2 separate regions of the Homo sapiens genome follow, and region 1 is linked to region 2. A link is a contact called in ENCODE Hi-C or POLR2A ChIA-PET data. All regions are on one chromosome and are shown on one strand. The core of a region is the stretch at or near the end of the contact, and the rest is flanking DNA. Distances in the headings are between cores, read along the strand shown.

What was found. A loop is a pair of places that touch in the nucleus more often than their neighbours do. ChIA-PET counts read pairs that join two places held with the same protein, here RNA polymerase II (POLR2A). Pooled maps may share reads with other maps.
Region 1: a map of stomach shows a loop between it and region 2 (3-fold over the local background). The contact joins the enhancer-like site here to the promoter of ZNF629 in region 2. A Hi-C loop is called at or near these places in 5 of 168 maps with a recorded cell type or tissue (Caco-2, PC-9, spleen and 2 more), 1 of 37 single-sample maps with no recorded cell type and 7 of 50 pooled maps. POLR2A ChIA-PET finds 5 or more read pairs at or near these places in 18 of 52 experiments (A549, B cell, CD4-positive, alpha-beta T cell and 14 more).

What each region holds. Positions count from the first base shown.
Region 1 is chr16:30,835,507-30,841,916 of GRCh38, forward strand. It overlaps a transcript of BCL7C not described here. Among named protein-coding and RNA genes, the nearest start is that of MIR4519, 37 kb to the right of the region's middle. Within about 2 kb of position 4,210, at least 6 of the 41 ENCODE cell types and tissues checked have a DNase peak (open chromatin) inside an H3K27ac peak, as active enhancers do; they include PC-9 and stomach, where a contact is called at or near this core.
Region 2 is chr16:30,784,934-30,791,455 of GRCh38, forward strand. It overlaps ZNF629 (zinc finger protein 629), which reads right to left and starts at 2,272. Exons shown (of 3, transcript NM_001080417.3): 1 at 2,095-2,272. RefSeq lists an enhancer at 2,222-2,341.

The sequences.
Region 1 (6,410 bases), core at 2,960-5,459, 53 kb after region 2:
CAGGGATATGTTCAATTGGAAAGATCAATATAAACCTTTACCTTTAAGAAAACTTTTGGCCGGGCTCGGTGGCTCACGCCTGTAATCCCAGCACTTTGGGAGGCCGAGGTGGGTGGATCACCTGAGGTCAGGAGTTGGAGACCAGCCTGACCAATATGGTGAAACCCCGTCTCTACTAAAAATATAAAAATTAGCTGGGCATGGTGGCGGGCGCCTGTAATCCCAGCTACTCGGGAGGCTGATACAGGAGAATCTCTTGAACCCGGTAGACAGAGGTTGCAGTGAGCCGAGATCGCACCACTGCACTCCAGCCTGGGCGACAGAGTGAGACTCCGTCTGAAGAAAAAAAAGAAAAAATTTTTTTAGCAGAGCACGATGGTTTAGCCTGTTATCCCAGCACTTTGGGAGGGAGGCCAAACAAAGCAGGATGATCTCTTGAAGCCAGGGGTTCAAGACCAGCCTGGGGCCAGGCGTGGTGGCTCACGCCTGTAATCCCAGCACTTTGGGAGGCTGAGGTGGGCGGATCACTTGAGGTCAGGGGTTCGAGACCAGCCTGGCAAACATGGTGAAACCCCGTCTCTACTAAAAATACAAAAATTAGCTGGGCATGGTGGTGTGACACCTGTAATCCCAGCTACTTGGGATGCTGAGGCACGAGAATCGCTTGAGCCTGGGAGGCAGAAGTTTTAGTGAACCAAGATCGCATCACTGCACTCCAGCTTTGGTGACAGAGCAAGAATCCGTCTCAAAAACAAAACAAAACCAAAAAGCCCAGCCATAGCGAGATTCCATCTTTACAAAATATTAAAAAATTAGCCCAGCATGATGGCATGTGCCTGTAGTCCCAGCTACTGGGGTGGGGTGGCAAGGTGAGAGGATCACTTTAGCCTGAGAGGTCTGAGCTGCCGAGAACTTATGATCACGCTGCTGCACTCCAGCCTGGGCAACAGAGTTGAGACCCTGTCTTTTTTTTTTTTTTTTTTTTTGAGACAGGTTCTCCCTTTGTTGTTCAGGCTGGAGTGCAGTAGTACAATCATGGCTCACTGAAGCCTCAAACTCCACATCTCAAGCGATCCTCCCACCTCAGCCTCCCAAGTAGCTGGGACTTACAGGTGCATATCACCATGCCTGGCTAATTTTTGTATTTTTTGTAGAGATGGGGTTTTGCCATGTTGCTCAGGCTGGTCTTGAATTTCTGGGCTCAAGTAATTCACCCACTTCAGCCTCCCAAAGTGCTGGGATTACAGGTGTGAGCCACTCGCCTGGCCAAGACTCCATCTCTTTGTATTTTTTTTTTTGTTTTTTGAGACAGAGTCTTGCTCTGTCACCCAGGCTGGAGTGCAATGGTGCTGTCTTGACTCACTGCATCCCCTGCCTACCAGGTTCAAGCGATTCTCCTGCCTCAGCTTCCTGGGTAGCTGGGACTACAGGTGCGTGCCACCACACCTGGCTAATTTTTGTATTTTTTTGGTAGAGACAGGGTTTCACTATGTTGGCCAGGCTGGTCTTGAACTCCTGACCTCGTGATCCACCTGCCTCAGCCTCCCAAAATGCTGGGATTACAGGCATGAGCCACCGCGCCCGGCCGACTCCATCTCTTTAAAAAATTTTTTTTCAACTCTCGTCACTGAGTGAAACTTTGCCACCCTACTGACACTTATGTATATCCTTAATGCCCAGTTGTTGGTGCCTAATAGTGTTTACCATTAAAATAACCAGGAGTTCTTGGAGGGTAGCTGATTACATTTCTTGAGACAAGAAAAATCAGGATGGGTCTATAGCATCCTGTTCATTCCAGAAAGTAAGGATATTTTCAAGGATATTGGGGTAGTGGTACAAAGACAAAGGTGATAATAATTTTTTTTTGAGGCGGAGTTTTGCTCTTGTTGCCCAGGCTGTAGTGCAATAGAGCCTCTTGCCTCACTGCAATCTCTAGGTTCAAGTGATTCTCCTGCCTCAGCCTCCCGAGTAGCTGGGATTACAGGCGCCCACCACCACGCCCAGCTAATTTTTGTATCTTTAGTAGAGATGGGGTTTCACCATGTTGGCCAGGCTGGTCTCAAACTCCTGACCTCAGGTGATCCACTCACCTCAGCCTCCCCAAGTGCTGGGATTACAGGCGTGAGCCACTGAGCCCAGCCGTGAGGACTTTAAATAAGAAGATGCAGATAAAGCACTTAGCACTGGGCCTGCAGCATAGGACATGATTCAAATGAGTTAGTTTATTGAAGAGGGCAGGGGGTGGTAGCAGGAACAGACATCAGAGAGGCAGAGTGCAGAGAGGAGCTTTCCCAGGCATGCTGTCTGGCTGATCAGGTGGCCAGTCAGTTGACTGGCACATGCTAACTGAGTCCCAACAAGGTGCCAGCCACTGGAGACATAATGGTGAACAATGCAGGGCCCTACAATTTTTCCTCCTCTATGGACTTCTCTCCAAGTCCTACTGGCTATCTTAGCTACAAACAATTCCCTACCACACTTTTCCCTTCAGGCTATTTTCATGAATAGAACCAGGACATTCCAGGCTTGGCTTCTTTCCTGTCCCAGGTTGGGCCACTGGCTTCACCACTGAACAGCCCGAGGTCTCAATTCAGGGCACAGGCACTCAGCTAATCTCCACCAAAGTGGTTAGGAGCATGGGCTTTGAAATGGATGACAGAGGTTTGAATCCTGACTCAGCTTCTTCTTATCTGTGACCTTGGGTAAATAATATAACATTACAAAGCCTCAGTTTTCTTATTTGTAAGTAGGCATAATAATCCCTACCCAAAAGGAATGTGATGATTAAATGAGATTACGTGAGTGTATGTGTATATAGTATACACATATAGATCAGAGATAGATGGTAGGTAGCTAGGTAGGTAGGTAGATAGATAGATAGAGGCACTGAGTAACGTTAGTGGCTGCCATTATTGCCTTAATATTCCAGTTACTTCAGGGTTTGCTCCTTGGAGGATTTTGGATATTTGCTTATGAGTATAAACAAACAGATTAGGCCAGGCGCAGTGGCCCATGCCTGTAATCCCAGCACTTTGGGAGGCCAAGGTGGGTGGGTCACTTGAGGTCAGGAGTTTGAGACCACCCTGGCCAACATGGCGATACCCTGTCTCTACTAAAAAAAATACAAAAAATTAGCAGGGATTGGTGGCAGTCACCTGTAGTCCTAGCTACTCAGGAGGCTGAGGCAAGAATTGCTTGAACCCAGGAGGCGGAGGTTGCAGTGAGCCAAGATCACGCCACTGCACTCCAGCCTGGGTGACAGAGCGAGACTCCGTCTCAAACAAACAAACAAACAAAAAAAACCCCCAAATAGATTATATCAGACCAGTGGCAAAATTTTTTTTCTGGGTATTAATAATGCATTATAGCATTTTCAGGAAGTTATAGCCATTTTATTTCAAACTTTCCCCAAATCGTTAACAGATAAATCAATGAAGAATGTCAGAAAGATTCTGGGAAAAAAATGTCTCTATGACAATAGCCAGGGTGGGCAAGTGGTTGCAAAGCACAGGGTGTATTTGAGTCCACAGGATCTACTGAGATCAAGGCCACTCACAACTCCTGGAGGTGGGTGCCATTCACTACCAGGTAAACAAGAGGTTTGTATAGTTAGTGCAACAGATTTCCAACAGATAACAGTACATTGTTTTAAGGAAAGGGCACCTCTTTCCTAGTTCATACAAAGTTGCTAAGAATTTATGAATGAGCCGAAGAGCTGACTGTGGCCTCTCTAGAGGACAGAATGTGTACCACACTTGTCTATTGGGCTAGATTAGGACCTAACAAACCTGTGGCAGAGAGGAACTGTCTTCTCGCAGGGTCTGGGGCAAAGAGTGGGATTCCCTGGTGTGACAGACAGGATTCTAATAGATGCTCCCCTCAAGATTCCTGTCCCCTGGTTATTCAGTCAAGCACTAATTTAGGTGCTGCTGTGAAAGGATTTGGCAGATGTAATTAAAATTCCAAGTCAGTTGATATTAGGATACCGAGATTATCACCTAGTCAGGTAGCCATTTAAAAGCAAGCTCTTCTCTGGCTGGTAGCAGAACAGGAAGTTATGAGGGGCATTTAAGCCATTGCTGACTTGAAGAAGGAGGCAGCCATGTGCTGAGGAATGCGGAGGCCTCCAGAGAGCTGCCACTACCCAACATCCAGCAAGGAGCTGACTTTGGCTAACAACCTAAACGAGCTCGAAAGTGGATTCTTCTTCAAAGCATCTGGATAAGAGCCCAGCTCAGCCAACACCTAGACTTTGCCCTTTTGAGACTGAGCTAAGAACCCAGTCACACCCATACAGTGGGACTTAGGGAACTGTGAGATAATAATTGGTTGTGGCTTTAAGCTGCTAAATGCGTAGTAATTTGTTATGCAGCAATAGGAAACAAATATTATTTGTTTCATGAAAGAGCTCAGCTGGAGATAACTTGGGAATCCCTCCAGGAGAGGACTCTGTCAGCTGTCTTGCATTATGCTGGTGGAGAGAACACATTTTCCCCACTCCTGATGTTTACTTTTATGCAGGTAGAGATCTACAGGTGTAACATTACTGACCTTCCCCCACCTCCTGACTTACTTAGGAAGGAATGGAGTTATTAGGAAGGAGAAATGGTATGTCTATATATCTGTTTCTTCCTCTGTTTTTCCCCTTGAGAGTGAACCTGTTGCCTAAGAACTTAGGTTCTGTTCTACACCGTCAAATTCCAAGTTGTTTTTTTTTTTTTTTTTTTTTGAGACAGAGTCTTGCTCTGTCGCTCAGGCTGGAGTGCAGTGGCATCATCTCCACTCATTGCAACCTCTGCCTCCCAGGTTCAAGCAATTCTCCTGTCTCAGCCTCTCGAGTAGCTGGGATTACAGGCACATGCCACCATGCATGGCTAATTTTTTTATTTTTAATAGAGACAGGATTTCACCATGTTGGCCCGACTGGTCTCAAACTCCTGACCTCAAGTGATCCACCTGCCACAGCCTCCCAAAGTGCTGGGATTACAGGCGTAAGCCACTGCACCCAGCCATCAAATTCCAAGTTTTACAAGGGGAAGGCTGTCAAGGTCTAGTACTACCTGTGACTATGGATGGGTAAACATGGTCCAGAACTGACGAAGAAGAAAGATGTATTAGTCTGGTCTCACCTTGCTAAAGACATACCCGAGACTGGGTAATTTAGAAAGGAAAGAGGTTTAATTGACTCACGGTTCAGCATGGCTGGAGAGGTCCCAGGAAACTTACAGTCATGGCGGAAGGGGAAGCAAACATGTCCTTGTTCACATGGTGGGAATAATAAGAAGTGCTGAGCAAAGTTGGAAAAGTCCCTTATAAAACTACCAGATCTCATGAGAACTCACTCACTGTCACAAGAACAGCATGGAGGTAACTGCCCCCTATGATTCAATTACCTCTCACTGGGTTCCTCCCATGACACGTGGAGATTACAATGGGGACTATAATTCACGATGAGATTTGGGTGGGGGGACACAGCCAAACCATATCAAAGACCTTAATTAATGGTCTCCCTCATCTCTCCCACCCCTGCCAGAAACCACATATAAACATACAGCCCTGGAAGAACTGACCTAATCTGCTCACCCTTGAGCACTTAGAAGGGAGCTGCACAGGTAGACTGACTTGAGGAAAGATGCCTGCCTGCACTTGAAAAGCCCTGTAGGTAAGGCTTCCTATTCATGCCTTAATAGTCAGATAGTGGTCTGCAAATTTGTTCAATACTGGGTGTTGTAGACTGAATGTATATCCTGCCCCCTCACCCCAATTCATATGAAGAGGTCCTGATACCTCAGAATGTGACTGTATTTGGAGAGGGTTTTAAAGAGGTAATTTGTTGGGAGCCGAAAAGGCCACAGGGATTGTGACCAACTCAGCATTCCACTGGAGGCTACATGATCAAACAGCAAACTGTTTATTATGAATGCAGGATGTAAGCAAACTCACACTGCGCCTGCTGCCAAAAGGTTTGCTGAGGGCCATCACTCCCTGGCTCCGGGCTCCTTGAAGTTATCTACTGGGAAATCTAGCGCCTATTGTTCGAAGGATACAGTCTCACAAGCCTGCTGTGAACCAAACAGCTGACTGACAATTACCCGACAACCAGTCCCCCTTTCTCGTTATCTCTTTTACCAATAAATACAGAGGGCTGTGTAAAGCTCAGGGCCCTTGGCCGGGCATGGTGGCTCACACCTGTAATCCCAGCACTTTGGGAGATTGAGGCGGGCAGATCACGAGGTCAGGAGATCAAGACCATCCTGGCTAACATGGTGAAACCCCATCTCTACTAAAGATACAAAAAATTAGCCAGGCGTGGTGGTGGGCACCTGTAGTCCCAGCCACTCGGGAGGCTGAGGCAGGAGAATGGCATGAACCTGGGAGGCGGAGCTTGCAGTGAGCCGAGATCATGCCAC
Region 2 (6,522 bases), core at 1,022-3,521:
ATTGAGACCAATAAACTTTTCTGTGCCCCAGAGTGAACCGAGGCTGCCTGAGACACTTAAAGGGTTAAGAAAAAAAAACACCCCAGTTTCCCAGAGGAGACAGAGGCCCTCTAAAAGGACTGGGGCACTTCCCTGTTATCCAAGCACAGAAAGAGGGTCAGGCTGGAGGTGGGGAGAGGGGCAGTTTAAAGCTGCATCTGCAGGAACCGCCCAGAGGAAGAGAAAAAGTAAGGAGAAGGGGAGGATGGATGCTTGTGTGAACACCTGCGGCAGACCCAGTGCCTGCCATGGTGTCATTTCTCTCACCCAGTCCTCCCACAGCCTGGTGAGGAGACCCAGGAATCAGGCTGTCCATTTTACAGATTAGTACATCAATGCCTGGGGAAACCTCTCCAAGGTCAAGGCTGGGAAGTGGCAGAGCTAAGATGATAAAAGCAGGGCTCCATATCTGGCTCACCCCTGTCTCTGAGAGCACGAGGTGACCTTGGGAGTCATGTGAGACTCATGCTCATGGGAGGCTGGCAGGAGACAGGTGATGAGGACAGCTCATGGGGAGCCTGCTGGCAGTGAGAATAGGCTGGAGAAATTCCTGGGACCCAGAGGTTTCCCAGGCTAGAAAAGGAGGAGTTGGACCCAGGGACTAGGCCTGCTGGTCTGCACCCATGAGCTGGAACCATACTCCCCACCAAAGCCCTCCTATCCCCACTCCTGCCCGGACCCTCCTTCTACTCCTTTTGTCCTGCTTTCTTGAGGCTGTTTCCCAAGCCTAGCCTGGCACTGAATAGGTGCTCCAGAAACTTTGTTGAATGAATGAATGAGTGAGATGTCCCTAGCCCCTGGAACACCTGTTTGGTCTAATGCCTTTAAAGATCAGTTTGCAAGGGGATGGCAGCAAAGGAGCAGGAGTTCCAAGTGGCCCCCTGGTAAAATAAATAAATAAATAAATAAATAAATAAATAAAAACAGCCAGCTGTCACTCCAAAAATGGTGAGATGAGTTCAGGATGAGGGAATGGGGCCACAGGAACAAAGCGCTTGAAGGAGGTCCCACACCATTTACACCCTGCAGAGAATCCCTGGGTGGGGCCTGGAAACTTTGGATGGCTGTGTGAGGTGGGCGCTGTGTGCACAGGGGCAGTGGGGCAAGGGAGACATGGCAGGAGGCGCTGAGAGGTGACCAAGGTGAAGCAAGACTGGCTGCACCCTGCCAAAGAGCGGTAGGAGAGACAGAAGTTAGCGTTTAGGAAGTAAATTAATTTCTTCATCTCTGCAGCTACTTAAGCTCCGAGAATCCCCCCTCCCCGCCTGTAAGTGTCTTTGGGGTGGTGGAAGCGGAGACCTCTGCCACACTGGGGGCTGCCTGATGTCCGGTCCGGGAAGGATGCCCTGCTGTGTTTGCTCGGGACAGGTAAGAGTTTGTGGACCTCGATGGTCTCCAAAAAATTCTCCCCTAGTGGTCCAGAGTAGGAGGGAAAGGGTTAATGACAGGGCCGACACAGAGCATGGACGTGGGAAGACCGAGGGAGGCCGAGGCGCTGGGAGCCCAGGCGCCAGGCACGCCAGCCTGAGACCTCGCGATGGCCCCACTGCAGAGGGAGGGAATGAGGAGCCGCCTCCCGAGAGATGTGGGGAACGGCCCAGGGTGACCCTGACATGGAGGCGGCGGGAATGCGGCCGCCCGGCCCGGCCCCCCCACCGCTTGGCTCCGGACTTCTGCTCCCCCGGAGCCGCGACCCCCGTCCCGCTGCTGATACAGAGCCTGGGCATCCGCCCCTGCCCCGGCCCCCGGGGTCCCGGCTCCTTCCAGCACTGCCAGGCTCCTCCAGGGCTGCGCTGGCAGCGCTGGTCCCCGGCCCCGGCCGATCCCTCTTCCCAGAATCCCCAGGCTCCCCTCCCCCGCCACCGACCCCCGCGCTTCCCAGAATCCTCGGCCCTCCGCGCCCCCCGCCCGCCCCCACCCCGGCCACAGCCCCGGGCGCGGGTGGGGGGCTCAGGCCCGGGCTCCCGGCCCCCGCCTCCCGGGCCCCATTGTTCCCCGGCGGCCGTCCCGGGCACTCCAGGCCACCCCCCGGGAACCCAGGCGTCCCCAACTCACGGCTCTGGGGTCTGGGAAAAGCCGGAAGGCGGAATCCAGCCCCAGGGGACTTAACCCCTTCAGTGCCCTGCCTCGGGGGACGGACTGGGCGCCGAGGACTCTGGGGTCCTTCTCAAGGGGTGATTCCAGGCTGAGGACCCGGGGACCAGTTCAGGGTGACTGGGACGGAGCAGGAAGTGACCCCAGCTTCCCGGGCCCCTCTAGCCTGGAGTCAGAGCATCAGCTCTATGGGATTTAACCCTTTGCCTCCCGCAGCCTGGGGAAAAAAGGGGACAGCGGTGGGAGCAGGGAGGAGGCTGGGACGACGCCCCTGTCCCCGTCTCCAGTGGGAGCAGGCAGCGTGGGCATCTGGGAGAGCCCCGATGCCCGCGAGGGTCCCTGGGCTTCTGGCCGCTCTTCATTTCGCAGGGGCTCCGCCGGCCGCGCCCGGAAAGCCCTATCTCAGATTTGGCGGCTGCTGATCCCCTGAGGCCAGTCTTTGTTTGGACTAACCCTGGGATGGGGCTGGGGTGGGAGCAGGGGCTGGCAGAGCAGACCTGAGAGGGAACACCCTACGCACTAAACATGGCCTTAATGCTTGATGGAAGTCATGGCTGCAGGAGTTGGGACTGCAGGAACAAGCACAGCCGGGAAGGATTTGCAATAGCCTGTGTTCCAGCCCCTCTTCTCCAAACACCTCCCCTCAGAGGAGGAAACTGAGGCTCACGGTGGCAGGAAAGAAGCCAGTGGGGGTTCCCTGGCCAAGGAGGGAGAACCTCTTTTCTCATAGCTCAGAGGGCACCCGGCTCACAGCAGAAGAAACCTTTAAAAACCCAGGAACACTGGTGGCCTCTCAACGTCCAAGTTATCTATGCTCGCAATTTTTACAGCCTTTCTTTCTTGTCTTCCTTATCACAGTCCCATGGGATAAGGTTGCCCATCATCCCCATTTCACCGGGGAGGAAACCAAGGTGTGAGAAGCGACTGGTGTACTTAAGGCCACCTGATTCTTTCAGTTCAACACACTGCATTATTATTCCTGGGCACTGTGGTTAACACTGGGGTGGGCATACCTCTGAGATGCATGGAAATTGGGCTTTCTACCCTTGGGAAGTTTGGTATTGTGTATGTGTTACAAACACAGAGGAATCCTGGGAGCGTGCAGAGGGCTCTGTCCAGAGACTGAGAGGCTGGGGGGAAGAATAAACCAAAGGTCAGAAATTACTAAAGGCAGCTGGGTGCGGTGGCTCACGCCTGTAATCCCAACCCTTTGGGAGACCAAGGCAGGCGGATCACTTGAGGTCAGGAGTTTGAGACCAGCCTGGACAACATGGTGAAACCATGTCTCTACTAAAAATACAAAAATTAGCCAGGCGCAGTGGCTCATGCCTATAATCCCAGCACTTTGTGAGGCCGAGGCAGGCAGATCGCTTGAGCCCGGGAGGCAGAGGTTGCAATAAGCCAAGATTGAGCCACTGCACTGCAGCCTGGACGACAGAGTGAGATCCTGTCGCAAAAAAAAAAAAAAAAAGAAGGAGGGAGGGAGGGAGAGAAAGAGAGAAAAGGAAGGAAGGAAGGAAGGAAAAGAGAAAACAGGAAAGAGAAAAAATTGCTAAAGGCCAGGCCTGGTGGCTCATGCCTGTAATCCCAGCACTTTGGGAGGCTGAGGCAGAAGGGTAACTTGAGCCCAGGAGTTTGAAGGCTGGGCAACATAGTGAAACCCTGTCTCTACAAAAAACTTAAAAACAATTAGCTGGGCAGGGCGCGGTGGCTCATGCCTGTAATCCCAGCACTTTGGGAGGCCAAGGTGGGTGGATCACCTGAGGTCAGGAGTTCAAGACCAGCCTGACCAACATGGAGAAGCCCCATCTCTACTAAAATACAAAAATTAGCCCAGCGTGGTGGTGCATACCTGTAATCCCAGCTGCTTGGGACGCTGAGGCAGGAGAAGCGCTTGAACCTAGGAGGCGGAGATTGCAGTGAGCTGAGATCGTGCCATTGCACTCCAGCCTGGGCAACAAGACCAAAACTCGGTCTCAAAAAAAAAGAAAGACAACAACAACAACAAAAACAAACAATTACCCTGGCGTGGTGGTGCATCGCTATGGTCACAGCTACTTGGGCTGAGGCAGGAGAATCACTTAATTCTGGGAGGTGGAGGCTGTAGTGAGCCATGATTGCACCACTGCACTCCAGCCTGGGTGGCAGAGTGAGACCCTGTCTCAAAAAAAAAAAAAAAAGTCCGGGCAGGGCACGGTGGCTTATGCCTGTAATCCCAGCACTTTGGGAGGCCAGGGCGGGCAGATCATGAGGTCAGGAGATTGAGATCATCCTGGCTAACATGGTGAAACCCTGTCTCTACTAAAAATACAAAAAATTAGCCGGGAGTGGTGGCACATACCTGTAGTCCCAGCCACTTGGGAGGCTAAGGCAGGTGAATCTCTTGAACCTGGGAGGTGGAGGTTGCAGTGAGCCGAGATCATGCCACTGCACTCCAGCCTGGGTGACAGAGCGAGACTCTCATCTCAAAAAAAAAAAAAAAAAAGATGGTTTGGCGAGGTGGCTCACACCTGTAATCCCAGCACTTTGGGAGGCTGAGGTGGGCAGATCACTTGTGGGCAGGAGTTCAAGACCAGCCTGGCCAACATGGTGAAACTCTGTCTCTACTAAAAATACAAAAAATTAGCTGGGCATGGTGGCGTGCACCTGTAATCCCTGTTACTCAGGAGGCTGAGGCAGGAGAATCACTTAAAACCCAGGAGGTGGAGGTTGCAGTGAGTCGAGATGGCGCCACTGCACTCCAGCCTGGGCAACAAGAGCAAGACTCAGTCTCAAAATAATAATAATAATAATTTTAAAAAAAATTAGGCCGGGCGCAGTGACTCACGCCTGTAATCCCAGAACTTTGGGAGGCCGAGGCAGGCGGATCATGAGGTCAGGAGATCAAGACCATCCTGGCTAACACGGTGAAATCCAGTCTCTACTAAAAATACAAAAAATTAGCCGGGCATGGTGGCAGGCGCCTGTAGTCCCAGCTACTTGGGAGGCTGAGGCAGGAGAATGGCGTGAACCTGGGAGACGGAGCTTGCAGTGAGCCGAGATCGTGCCACTGCACTCCAGCCTGGGCGACAGAGCAAGACTCTGTCTCAAAAAACAAACAACAACAACAACAACAAAAAACACACATTAAAAATTGCCTGGCATGGTGGCTCATGCCTGTAATCCCAGCACTTTGGGAGGCTGAGGCGGGAGGATTACCTGAAGTCAGGAGTTCAAGACCAGCCTGGCCAACATGGTGAAACCCCATCTCTACTAAAAATACAAAAATTAGCTGGGGCTGGCTGGGCGCAGTGGCTCACGCCTGTAATCCCAGCACTTTGGGTTGCTGAGGCAGGCGGATCACGAGGTCAGGAGTTCGAGACCAGTCTGACCAACATGGTGAAACCCCGTCTCTACTAAAAATACAAAAATTAGTTGGGCATAGTGGCGCACACCTGTAATCCCAGCTACTCAGGAGGCTGAGGCAGGAGAATTGCTTGAACCCGGGAGGTGGAGGTTGCAGTGAGCAGAGATCGCACTACTGCACTCCAGCCTGGGTGACAGAGTGAGACTGGACATAGTGGCATGCACCTGTAGTCCTAGCTACTCTGGAGGCTGAGGCATGAGAATTGCTTGAACCCAGTTGGTAGAGGTTGCAGTCAGCTGAGATCATGCCACTGCACTCCACCCTGGGTGACATAGTAAGACTCTATCTCAAAAAGAAAAAAAAATTAAAAATTGAATTTCTTGCTTCTTTATTGATTGATTGATTGATTGAGACAGAGTCTCGCACTGTCACCCAGGCTAGAGTGCAGTGGTGCAATCTTGGCTCACTGCAAGCTCTGCCTCCCGGGTTCACACCATTCTCCTGCCTCAGTCTTCTGAGTACCTGGGACTGCAGGCGCCTACCACCACAACCAGCTAATTTTTTTGTATTTTTAGTAGAGACAGGGTTTCACTGTGTTAGCCAGGATGGTCTCAATCTCCTGACGCTGTGATCTGCCCACCTCAGCCTCCCAAAGTGCTGGGATTACAGGCCTGAGCCACCGCGCCTGGCCTGAATTTCCTGCTTCTTTGGAAAATCCAAAGATGTGGCAACGTGATCCACATTTTCACATGTCAGTAACTGGCTGTTGCTGGGCAGCTTGCGTCTTTACAGGGCACTGACCTGCCAGCTGGTCACCATCCCTGTCATTCCTCTGTGTCCCCAACCCTGAGGCCAAGGTGGCTTCATTATATGAATGGTCCTTCACTGCTGATGTTCCAACTCCCGTTTAACTGTAGGTATAGATTCTGGACCCCTTAGTCTGTGTCTCCAAGGTTCAGAGTAATTTTTTATTTTTAGAGACAGTGTCTTGCTGTCACCCAGGCTGGAGTGCAGTGGCACGATCATAGCTCACAGCAGCCTTG